Regions from separate parts of the Mus musculus genome. Here region 1 is linked to region 2. A link is a contact called in ENCODE Hi-C or POLR2A ChIA-PET data. All regions are on one chromosome and are shown on one strand. Each heading gives the region's core, a stretch centred on a gene start or an enhancer-like site at or near the end of the contact. The rest is flanking DNA. Distances are from core to core; before and after follow the strand shown.

The links. Hi-C counts contacts between places; a loop is a spot of excess contacts on that map. ChIA-PET counts read pairs that join two places held with the same protein, here RNA polymerase II (POLR2A).
Region 1: a loop to region 2 is called in a map of heart, with 4 times the contacts of the local background. The contact joins the enhancer-like site here to the promoter of P2ry2 in region 2. A Hi-C loop is called at or near these places in 13 of 37 maps with a recorded cell type or tissue (CH12.LX, adrenal gland, gastrocnemius and 3 more). POLR2A ChIA-PET finds 5 or more read pairs at or near these places in 1 of 5 experiments (Patski).

The regions. Positions count from the first base shown.
Region 1 is chr7:101,049,796-101,055,911 of GRCm38, forward strand. No RefSeq gene overlaps it. Among named protein-coding and RNA genes, the nearest start is that of P2ry2, 41 kb to the left of the region's middle. Within about 2 kb of position 1,336, at least 1 of the 3 ENCODE cell types and tissues checked has a DNase peak (open chromatin) inside an H3K27ac peak, as active enhancers do; it is heart, where a contact is called at or near this core.
Region 2 is chr7:101,010,012-101,016,150 of GRCm38, forward strand. It overlaps P2ry2 (purinergic receptor P2Y, G-protein coupled 2), which reads right to left and starts at 1,987. Exons shown (of 3, transcript NM_008773.4): 1 at 1,701-1,987.

The DNA.
Region 1 (6,116 bases), core at 86-2,585, 39 kb after region 2:
CGCTATTTATGTCTTCCTGAGACAGGGTTAAGGGGACTGACCAGTCCTCTCAAGGCTGAATTAGATAACCTCAAACCTTAGTACCAACTCCCAAGGGTGTAGGAGGATCCGAGAGTAGATAAGTGTCTCCTGGGAGTAGGTTGGAGACACCAGTGACCAGCCCCAAAGTCAGGGCCTTTCCTCTACCCAGGGTAGCAGCTCCACCTGCTCCCTTCTCTGCCTGACTGCTGGAGGGGCTTGTGGAAGTGCAGGTTCTGCTAGGCATGAAAGCACATGTTTACAATCACTGCCACACACACCCAGGACAGCCAGGGCTACCCTGAGAAACCCTGTCTTGCAAAACAACAACAACAACAAAACCTAGACAAAACAAAACAACAATGATGAGGAAGAAGAAGAGGAGGAGGAGGAAGAGAAGGAGGAGAAGAAGAAGAAGAAGAAGAAGAAGAAGAAGAAGAAGAAGAAGAAGAAGAAGAAGAAGAAGAAGAAGAAGAAGGAAGAAGAAGAAGAAGAAGAAGAAGAAGAAGAAGAAGAAGAAGAAGAAGAAGAAGAAGAAGAAGAAGAAGAAGAAGAAGGTGATGAAGAAAAAAAGGGAGAAAAATTAACAAAACCTAACCTTTATTGAACACCATACCAGGATGAGGTATTAAAAATGTTACACATCTTTCCTTCTCTCTCTCTCTCTCTCTCTCTCTCTCTCTCTCTCTCTCTCTCTCTCTTTCTTTCTTTTGATATGGTTTTTGGTTTTGTCAGGCAAGATCCCACAATCCTCTCACCTTGGTCTCCTGAGTGCTGGATTATAGACATGTGCCACAAAGTTCAACTATACTTAGTATCTTATTTGATTCTCTTAACAACACCAATGAATAGACAAAACTGAAGCTCAGAGCTCTTCGAGCGACTTGCTCAAGGTCACAGAGCAGATCAGCAGCAGACAGGGCTGGGATATACACTTGTACCAATGTCCATCAGCACACCCATCTTGTGAACGTGACCTTGAGAGCACAGCGCAGCTTGGTGGCCTTGGGGAATGCACAAGGGAAGCAGAGGCGAGGCCTGGGAGGATGAGGAAGGGTCACGCATGCACGGTGATTCAGAAAACAAGCTTGGAGAGTGGAGAAAGGGAGGATGACACATCCCGGCTTGAGGCCTCCCTCGGCTGGCCAGCTCCTTCCTACTTCCTTCTCTGTGAAATGAGGAAGAAACTCGGTTTAGAGAAGGGTTCCACTCCAGGCCTGCCTGGCACACAGTAGGCCCTCAGGATGTGTGGGCTGGCCTTGCCTTCCCCTAGTGACTTGTACCCTGGCTGGCTCACGGGGTTAAGTTAAGGGTCCTCTGGAGAGGACCAAGGAGAGGTATTAGGGTCACAGCCCAGAAAGGCCCCTGGGAAGCAGACCCTGACAGATACTCGGAGTCTGGCTCTGCCACACCCCTTATCCCACCCCTGGCCCTTCCCTCTTGGCCCAGGGTGAAGAGGCAGCCAGCTAGTTTACCACAAAAGCCCTCTGGAAAGTAAACACCCTCCACCTCCCACACCCCATCCCACCTCCCATACCCTACTCCACCTTCTTCTTTGTCAAAATGCCCTCAGCTATATGAGAAGCATCCTTCTAGTGCCCAATAGGCGAATGCCCTTGGGGACTTACATCCGGCCTGGCCTCTGGAAGTCTCTAGTGACTCATGTTCACTTCCTCCACCTACAGTCATAACTTTGCCGCTGTATCAAGAATATGTCCCTTAAACTGTCCTCACTTGGTAACTCCTGAGGGGCAGCTTCAGGAGGTGGATCCCCACCCCCGACCCCCCACCCCCACCCCCACCCCCGCATGCCTTACATAGATGCGTGTTGCTAGAATAAAAAGCCACTCCTATAGACCTCTGTAAAAAGTGAAAAGGGCAGAGAGGCCATTAGCTTCTCCTGGGACAGAATAGAGACCCCTGTGAATCCTTGAGTCCTCTTTAAGCATGTGCTGGGCAGTGGAGCCTCTGGCCTCCTGCAGAGAGCTGACTCTCCTCGGGAGTCCAGATGCCAGAGAATTCACTACATCTATCTTCTTCATATACCACATGAGAAGTCTGGGGCTACGAGAAGACCATCACCAGACAGGGTCACTCAAAGAAGAGACACTGAACAGTCCTTCTGAGAGTGTTTCCGAGAGAGCCTTCACTAAGCTGCCAAAGGTGGAAAGATGACTTTGGCGCCACCATGTGGCGTAAAGGAAGAAACGCAGAGCTGGGGAAGCTGTTAGTCTTCCAGGATGGGGGCAATTCGTCCACACTAGGACCCTCCTGGGTAATAGGGCCCTGCTCTTTCCCGTTACACAGCCTCTGTCCCTACTGGTCACTCCAATGCAGTGTCTCTCTCCCACACCAGACTAGGAGCTCCTCAAGGGCAAAGCCAGGTCTGAATCATCACACCATTTGTAAAGCCATTGTAAGGGTTTGAGGAAGTGATTTAAGCTGAGCTGAATTCAGTATACAATGGGGGCAAAAATTTCTGCCCAAGAATGTTTATTGAATCAGTGCTTTAGAAGCAAGAGTCGTGCTAGTCACTGTTGACGTAGGAGATGGGTGTAGGGGCTCCTTATGCTGTTCATTTCCCTTGTGCTTGAAATGTTTTGAAACAAAGGAACAAATAGAAAGCATCAAACTCCACTGATAGAGTCTAAGTTAATTATGCACAGCTGTGCAAAGGAAAGTGTTTAGAGACATTAAAATGCTAGCACAGGGTTTAATACTGAAATTGTTTTTTAAAAGTATTTTAATTACATTTACTTATTCATATATGTGTGTTTTATTGATATGCATCTATATGCCATATAATTTGTTCATGTGGCGTATACAATTTAAACCAGGTATGGTGGTCACAGGGCTGAGGCAGGAGGATTGCCACAAGTTTGATGGTAGCCTATGCTATATAATTACTTGGAGGCCATCCTGTGATACACGGTGAAATCTTGTCTCTAGAAAGATTTCTATTACTATCATTGTACTGGATAATAATAGTAGAAATGATGAAGTGTATGTGTTAATGATATGTAGTATGTTCCCCAATATTCTCCAACCGGCACCACAAGCAGTTTATAATATTTTCATCTTCGTCAACAAAAGTGCATGTCCATTAATATACAGCCACTCTTCTATTCCCCTACCCCACCCCACATCCTCAGACTTCCTTGTCTCTGTATGGACTTGCCTAGTCTGGATTCTTCCCATAATCAGAAACAGAACCATGCTGTTTCTACTTAGTGTAATGCTTTCAGGTTTCATCTAGGTCACAGATAAGCCAGAAATAGCAGTGTTTCATTCTTTTCTATGACTAACTAGCACTCAGTGTGTAGGCAGGGAGATAGGATCTTTTGAGTCTAGACCTTGAATTCACTATGTAGTCAAGGATGGTCCTCTTGCCTGCACCTCCTTGCCTGCTGGGATCGAAAGCATGCATCACTATGTCTGGCATTATCTGATGTGGGTAATTGAAGCAGAGCTCCCTGCGAGCTGGGCAAGCACTTTACTGCACTGAGCTACATCCCTGCCTTGTTTGACATTTGCTTTTTGAGGGCTACCCTGGGGAGGGAGCCAAGGCCTTGAACATACTGTACAAGCATTCTACCAGAGTTTCATTCCCAGTTCTTGGTCTTTTGAGCCAGGATTTATCAGTGTATCTTATGAAATATGTTGGGAAGCTCAGACTGGCTTCAGATATGCAATCCTCCTGCCTCAGCTTCCTGAGTGCTAGGATAATGGGTATGTGAAACCCAGTTTCACTGTCTGTATTTAAATTTTTTAAATTAAATTCTCTATTTTATTTTATGTGTGTGGGTGTTTTGTTATGCATGTACATCTTATGCCTCTTGTAATCCTGATGCCTGCATCTGTAGTTCCCTGGAACTGCAGTTATAGATGGCTGAGCCACTATATAGGAGCTGAGAATTGAACCTGGGTCCTCTGGAAGAAAACCAGTGCTCTTAGTCACTGAACTTTTTATTTATCTGTTTGGATAGTATTCTGACCACTGTTCAACCACAGTTTTATGCTAATTTATGCTAATTACCCTGCTTGGATGTATACTTAAGCAGTGGAGTTTCTAAACTTTTTGTTTTGATTTGAAACGGTGGTCTCACTGTGTAGCCTCCAGAGTGCTGGGCTGAAGTTTCTAAGTGTATGGAACCTCTGTGCTTGTCAGAGGAACTGCCATGTTGCTCCAAAGACAGGCCACATAGTTTACCTTTCCCTAGGAAGAAAGTTTCATTTTAGCCTGGTGTGGTGATCAATGCTTGTTACGTCATCCCTCAAAAGGCTGAGGTAGGAGGATCTAGGCAAGAATGAGGCTAATCTGGGCTACATAGCAAGACCCTGACTCAAAACAAAAACAGAACAGAAGGGCTATAAAGCTCCTATGGCAGAATAGCTTTCCAACATGCACAGAGCCTGGCCTTCACTCCCCAACACCACACAAACTCCATCCTAAAATCCCAACACTTGAAGGGAAAGGCAGGAGAGCCAAAAGTTCAAGGCTAGCCTCAGCTACATGTTTATAGCCAATGTATGTGGGCAAGGCACACCCAGGTATCCAGGTACATTATTCAACGTTTCCACAAATTATGGTGTGTTTTGTGTGTGTGTGTGTGTGTGTGTGTGTGTGTGTGTGAGAGAGAGAGAGAGAGAGAGAGAGAGAGAGAGAGAGAGAGAGAATGTGTGTGTTCATGTGGAAACTGATGTCATCTTCAATTGCTCTTCAACCATGTTCATTGAGGCAGAGTCTCTCAGTCAGAGGCAAAGCTCACCAGTCTGGCTAATCTTGCTAGTCAGCCTGCTCTGGGGATTTCCTGTCTCTGCCTTCTGGAACTGGAGTTACAGGTGGGCCACTACAGCCACTGAGCATCTGAAGGTTTCTGAGGACCTGAACTTTGGCATCCTCCTTGCTTTGTTTTTCAGATAGGATCTTAAGTAGCCCAGGGTGGTCCCGAACTTTCTATACAGTTGATAATGACCTTGAACCCCTGCCTCTATTTCTGGAGTGCAGAGGTTTCATGAATGGACCACCAACCTAGATTTATGAAGGGCTGGGATCCCGGGCTTTGTGCATCCTAGGTAAGCATTCGACCAACTGAGCTACACCCAGTCTTTTTAAGTCCCTAACTGCTGAGAAATACTATTACATTAAAACAAACAAACAAACAAACTTGTGCTCAGTATTAATGTGCATGGGGTTACATGTACAATTTTGTGGATCCAGTTCTTCAAACTTGGGCAGGTTCTAGGGATCCAACACAGGCTGTTCAGCTTGGGCAGCAAGTGCTCGCTACCCACTGAGCCATCTCACCAGTCTTCCAGGAGGGAGGGTATAAACCTTGGTTGTGGTGTTCACTTCGAATTTGTAGACCAGGGATCCATGGTTCAGCTGTCTTTGGTTTTCAGGGCTGGCTCCTTGGAACCAAATGACCTTTGACAATGTCAAGGTCAAGGCTGACGGGGAGTAGCCGAGCTGTGGACTACAGTCTCACTCCACAACAACACTAGGTGTTATTTGAATCCTGAGGCTGTCACTCCTATAAAGGACAGCATCTATAATTTAATTGAATGGGTTAGGTTCTGCCCCTAAGGCCTTCTGGGAAATTTATACTGTCTACTTTGGTAGGTGAGAAGCCTTAATGCTGGGGGCTACAAACCTGGCCTTCTCCAGAATTGGAAGCTTAATCCAGCATGAAATGGAAAGAAAAATATTGGCCTTAATATATTCCCAAGAGACCAGCTGGCTTGCCCTTCCCCCCAAGAATGTCACGATAGCTCAGTAGGTAAAGGTGTGTGCCTCCAAGTCTGATAGCCTGAGTCCCACCTTCAGGACTCACATGATGGAGAGAAGTGACTCTCATAAGTTGTCCTCTGAACTCTACACATGCTCTGTCTTTCTGTCTGTCTGTCTGTCTGTCTCTCTCTCTCTCTCACACACACACACCCTACATAAGTAAGTAAATGTAAAAAAATAAGGATGATTCAAATAAAAGGTGCAAGGTTCTCATGTAACCAAGGGTGGCCTTTAATACACTTTATAGCCAAGGATGAAGGTGAATTTCTGTTCTTTCCACCTCTACCTCCTGAGTACTTGGTTAGAC
Region 2 (6,139 bases), core at 737-3,236:
GGTCTTGCAGCCATGTTCTTCCCATTAGGCTCTTCTGATGGCTTAGGGACCCAAAGGCATCTCAGGAGGAAACTATAGGTTAAAGGGTGCACAGACAGGCTCAGGGAAGGCAGTTAGGAGAGAGAAGAGATGCATCAGAGGGCACTTCTTAGTTAGCAGGTCAGCAAGATCTTCCTGGTCCTGTGAGCAGACCTGGGGATAATGGTGGTCATCCCATAAACAGCTGGGCAATTAGGCCACAAGAAAGACCCAAAGAAAGGCTCCTGGGGGCAGCCAGGCATGGTGGTGCTTGCCTTTAATCCTAGAGTTCCAGAGTTAGGCTATGGACAGGTCTCCGCGAGTTGGGGGTCAGCCTGGTCCATAGACTGACATCCAGGACACAGAGTGAGACACTGGAGAAATCAAACTCCCCTCAGCCTAGAAATAAGTAGCACTGCCTCATCCTGAAACTTTGGCCCTGGGCAGGGAGGCCTCAGCTGGGGCAGGTAAGCGGAGTCCCAGGTTTTATTTATGTAGCTTTGTGACCTTAGAGAAGACATTCTCCAAGCCTCTATTTTCTGATCTACAAAATAAAGGCAATAGTTCCTTTCTCATGGGGCCTTTAGGAGGAAAAGATGAGGGATTCTTATAAACTGTAACAAGTAACAGTTCAACAACATTCCAATAGTAGCATAAGCACTTCTCATTAAGAAGAAAGACTACAGCCAGGAAATTAAAGAACTCCTGGTGTCACCCATGAGGCCTTGGTGACATCCTCACATGCTCATCTGGTGCCTGGGGTAGGTGGGCAAAAGGGATCCCGGAAAGGCCACAACCTCACTCTGCATCTGGGCAGCCATTTCTGAGGATTACCCAGTATGCCAACCTGCCCATGTCCTCAAAACTCTGGAGTATCCAAAGCATGGAAAAGGAGAGGGGCAGACCTCCGCAGCAGGGCTTGTCCCCAGCCCTCATGCAGGACCCACACTGGCAGCAGTGTAGAGTCTGTTCAGAGACTCTCCTTCCTCCCACTCCCACCCACAGATAATTGCCACTTCCCTGCCGCCCCAGCCTGATCTTCAAAAGCCACTATTCCAAACTTGATCCAAAACAAGGCTGCTGACCCAGGGACTCTAGGGATGCCATTCTGAGCACAGCAGTCACCTAGCCCTATAAATCTCCAAACTGGAAAGGCTAGTTCCCAGAAGGATCTACACTTGGGTCTAGCTCCTGGAGATCAGTAACACACACACACACACACACACACACACACACACACACACACACACTGTAGCCCTAGTGAGGTGAACACTGTCTTTCTTCTGCCTGACCCTTCATACAGCACCACCTGCCCGATTAAAAGTTTCCAGACAGATCAAAGTCTTAACTGTCCTTATATGAAATTGCACTAGCAACCCACATTCCCACCCCACCGCACCCCCCACTCCCAACCCCACAACCCCGCCGCTGCTGCCACTGCCTCCGGTTCCTCACTGACACCTCACTGACACCGAGTGAGCTACCCAGACTGACTCTGGGGAGAGTTAAGAGTCCAAGCGCAAGAAGTCTCCAGGATTCCCAGGTCTCTTAGCCCACAGACTTACGCCCCAGGGGTACACACAGACTAAGTTCAGTCACTCACACCCTAAGGGTGTGCGCATTTGCCCACTAACACACAGATTCCCCCAGTATGCTGGTAAACACACCAAGATGACACTCACCGAGATCACGCTCTAGAGGAAACAAAGTTCATCAGCGCACCGGCAGCCGGCTCTCACCGCCCAGTTTTGCGCAGTACAAGGGCTGGGAGCCCGAGCCCTCGGGACAGTCACGTAATGGGCTCTCCCTGTTTGGCGCTGACTCGACCGGCGCTCCCGTCCCCAGGCCTCACTTGGCGACCTCTCTTGGTGTCCGCTCCCCTCTAGGAAGCACCTCTCACCTCCCCGCTGCGCTGGTCCCCTCCAAGGGCTGCCGCCGCTGTTCCTGGTGCCCGAGTCCCATGCCGAGTGGCGCAGGGTCCCACGTGCCTGGAAGCGCCGCGGTCCCCGCCCTACTCCGCCCCGCTCCGCACCCCATAGCCTGGCTGTGAGCAGGAGGGCGGGGCAGACTCTGGGCAGACGCCGGAGCCGCCCCCAACCCTTCTAAACAGATGCTTCCAGTCTGCCACCCGCTTGGGGACGCGGTCGGTCAGTGTCGCCGCCGGTCAGCGTGTCCGCCACGGCTGTTGAGCAAGGAGAGGCGGAAGGCGACCGTCCTGGCTGAGCAGAGGTCACCTGCTTAGCTCACCGATTTTCAGCGACGCCCAAGTTTTACAAGGTTTGCTTTGTGCTGGCCTGGCTCCTGTCACTGCCCACCGATGGACCTTTATACTGACCCTCAGCCTTCCCTCCGCTGCTGCCCCATCCCGCGTCACTTACGGATGGACAGATGGATGTGCTTTCAGACTGCTGGTACCAGCAGAAATCTTTGCCGGCTTCACCACCTCCGTCTGCTTTTGCTCTTCGTTCAGGTCACTAACGGGTCCATGAAGTCCTGGTTTAGTTTGATCTCTCATCTTGAACTGCCTCAATTCTTCTCTCTGGCCTGCTCTGAAGACTTTCTGTAGTCACAAACCCCATTCCTGTCCTAGTTTGAGCTCAAAAAGGCAAGGACCACACCAGCCACCTCACTGCTGTCCTGTGAAGGGGTGGATGAATGAGAGGGTGTCTGCCCCCTCCCATTTCTGACTCAGGCATCTGTTAGTATAAGTTCTAGGCCACCTTTAGCACTGTAAGACACATTTTCTGCGAAATGAAGCCAGTCCTTCCATGATCCTACTTTTCGTGTCCATCCAGGGAGTCTTGGGGTGGCCAAATAAACGGACAAGTTCAGAACAAGCCTTTTCCTATGGTGAGGAGTTTGCTCTCTGCCCAAGGGCTGTAGACTTTGTTAGTTGTGTATCCGCTGACTAAAGTCCCATTCGCAGCCCCTGGAGGGGTCCAGAAAGGGTCCGATCTGCAGCCCTGTCCAGAGTGAGAAGGGTGAATACACAGAGCTGGGTGGCTGAGCCTCTCTGCAGCCTCCTGGGGCCTTTGAGCAGACACAAAGGCTCCTTGTCTAACCTCTGCTGGCTATGGGAGCTGGTGCAGGCAGCTTCCAGAAATCTAGATCTCTCCACAGCCACCCTTGTGGCTTTAGGGTCCTCGTGTGAGGGAAGTCTTTCTGGTTATTGAAATCCCAGCGGATTTCCTTTTCCTGATCTCCCTTCTGAGCCGTCAGGTCTTTTTCTGCTGCTTCCCCTAGGACCCAGGATGGATCCTAGCCTCTAGAAGACCCACAGGCTGGACAGTGGGCAGTCTTGGACTTTACCCTTGCTGTGGTCCAATTCCTTTACTTTATAGCCAAAGAAACGACATTCCCAAGGTACATGACATCATGTCAGGTGACCTGGTAAAGCCCGAGTACTCAGATTCAAGTCTTCCTTCACTTTTTCTGTGTCTACTTTCTAAGATTCAGCCCTCTTTTTGTTGTTTGTTTGTTTGTTTATAGCTAGGATCTCCCTATGTAGGCCCTGTTGGCCTTGAACTCACCATGTAATTCAGGCTGGCCTCATTCAGCAGTCCTCCTGACTCAGCCTCTTGAGAGCTGATATTCTAGGCATGTGCTACCACGCCTGGCTCTCCATCTTCTTTTCTGCACAATGTGTTATGTACTCCTGTCTTGCTGTTCTGACTAAATGTCCTTATTTGGGGTCTTGCCCATGATCCTGAGCTTTCTGGGTCTGCAGAGTGAGTATCCCCTCTCAGAAGAGCCTGGGAGGTTAGGTTTCCCAATCCTCAGATTTTGTAGATCACCAAATCCAGTAGACTTCCCTACCCACCCCCCACCCCCACCCCCACCCCCACCCCCACCCCCATCGCATTCCAGTTTGAGCACATTTGCGTTCATATTTTCACGTACTCTGGACTTGAGAGTTTGCAACTGAAAGAGTTTAGAACCTCTATTGATCCAGCCAGGAAATGGGAGCTCTGTGAGACACAGTGAGTACCCTATGAAGTGTAGACCAGCACTGAGGGCGTCTCCCTGAATCTCGCAGCCAAAGCAGGCTAATGGTAAGGCCCAGGCGCTGTAATGGTCCCTGTGAAGTGTAATGAAGCCACAGGGGCATCTGCATTAGCAACAGAAGTTCAGGAGGGGATTGTCAAAGCGCCAGTCCTGGCTCCCCCGGCCCACCTCACATTAGAAGGTTTCCTGTCTCTCCATCCCTGAGCAAGCATTTGCCGGCTGGCAGGCATCCCCATCCCATGAGAAAACCTCCTGCTCTGAGAATCTAAGATGTGGGCGGGTGGGCAGGCGGGGTGGGGGGTGGTGGGGGTGGGGAGTCCCTGCCTGGCCAAGCCTCTAACGCAGCCCTCCAACCCTCTGTCACTGCCAGAATTGTGCCTCTGTCCCCCCTCACTGACACACTTTGCTTCACACTCTCTTGGGGGCTTCCTCTGCCCTCGAGGCAGCCCAGCTTCCCAGCCTCCACTCCAGGTTTTTCCCTCTCTGCCTTCTCTCCTGCTTCCATTTAGCTAGGCAGGCTGAAACCCTGAACCCTCACTCACCGCCTGCTGGGTGCTGGCCACTCCCTCTGCCCCTGTATTTCTCTGTTTGGCCTGCTTCTCTTGACTCCCAACCACTGATCTTCTAAGACTCCTTCCAGATGCCATACCTCTCAGTGTGCTGTGACTGTCTCCCCCTCTGCTGGGGATCTCTTTGAAGGTGGGGCCCAGTCTGTCCTACCCACAGTTGACTGTCCAGCCACTGGCACTGGCACTGTCACATGAGCATCCTCCAGAAGGACTCTTTATAGCTCCCCTTCTGTGTGCTAGTGACTGTTTAAGGCATCTCAGTCTTCACCAGGACCCTGTGAGTTAGGAGCTACCATTCCCATGGCACACTGAGGGAAACGGAGGCTTGTATAGTGAGTATGTTGTGGGTCCACTAACTCTGAAACTGGACTCTGCTTGGGGGGAAAGGCCCTGAAGAGAGTTCTTGGATCATGGCTGGACCTTGGTGTTGGGGTCTACCCTGGCTCCCACTCTGCAGAGCTGGGCTGACTACCTTGCCTGGTCTTTTTAGCTTCTTTCTCCCTCTCTTAGTCTTTCTCTCTCTCCCTCCCTCCTTCAGAACTGGGGTGATGCTCCTCAAGTTTCCCTGACCAGGGCCAGGGCTTGAGAGGCAAATGAATCCTGGAAGCTCAGCTGTTGGCACTGCCAGGAGGCAGGCACTCCAGGGAGGCACCCTGCGAGCAGGAAGCCTGATTTTCTGCCTTGGCAAATGTCACTTCCACCTTCCCCAAAGCAAGATCAGCTACCAAATTTGCAAGACTCTGTACAAAATGAAAATGTGGATACTTTGTTTAAAGATTGTTAAGAATTTTTTTAATTAGGTAATTTCTTCATTTACATTTCAAATGCTATCCCAAAAGTCCCCCATACCCTCCCCCACCTACTCCCCTACACACCAACTCCCACTTCTTGACCCTGGCGTTCCCCTGTACTGAGGCATATAAAGTTTGCAAGACCAAGGGGCCTCTCTTCCCAATGATGGCCGACTAGGCCATCTTCTGATACATATGCAGCTAGAGATACGAGCTCTGGGGGTACTGGTTAGTTCGTATTGTTGTTCCATCTATAGGGTTGCAGACCCCTTTAGCTCCTTGGGTACTTTCTCTAGCTCCTCCATTGGGGGCCCTGTGTTCCATCCAATAGCTGACTGTGAGCATCCACTTCTGTGTTTGCTAGGCCCCGGCATAGCCTCACAAGAGACAGCTATATCAGGGTCCTTTCAGCAAAATCTTGTTGGCGTATGCAATAGTGTTTGCATTTGGTGGCTGATTATGGGATGGATTCCCAGATGCGGCAGTCTCTAGATGGTCCATCCTTTCGTCTTAGCTCCAAACTTTGTCTCTGTAACTCATTCCATGGATATTTTGTTCCCAATTCTAAGAAGGGGCAAACTTTGGTCTTCGTTCTTCTTGAGTTTCATGTGTTTTGCAACTTGTATCTTGTATCTTGGGTATTCTAAGTTTCTGGGCTAATATCCACTTATCAGTGAGTTAAGAATTTTAAGATGTTGACAGAAGTATTAAATCAAGCACTAGGCCGGATGTGGTAGCACACACCATTAATGCCAA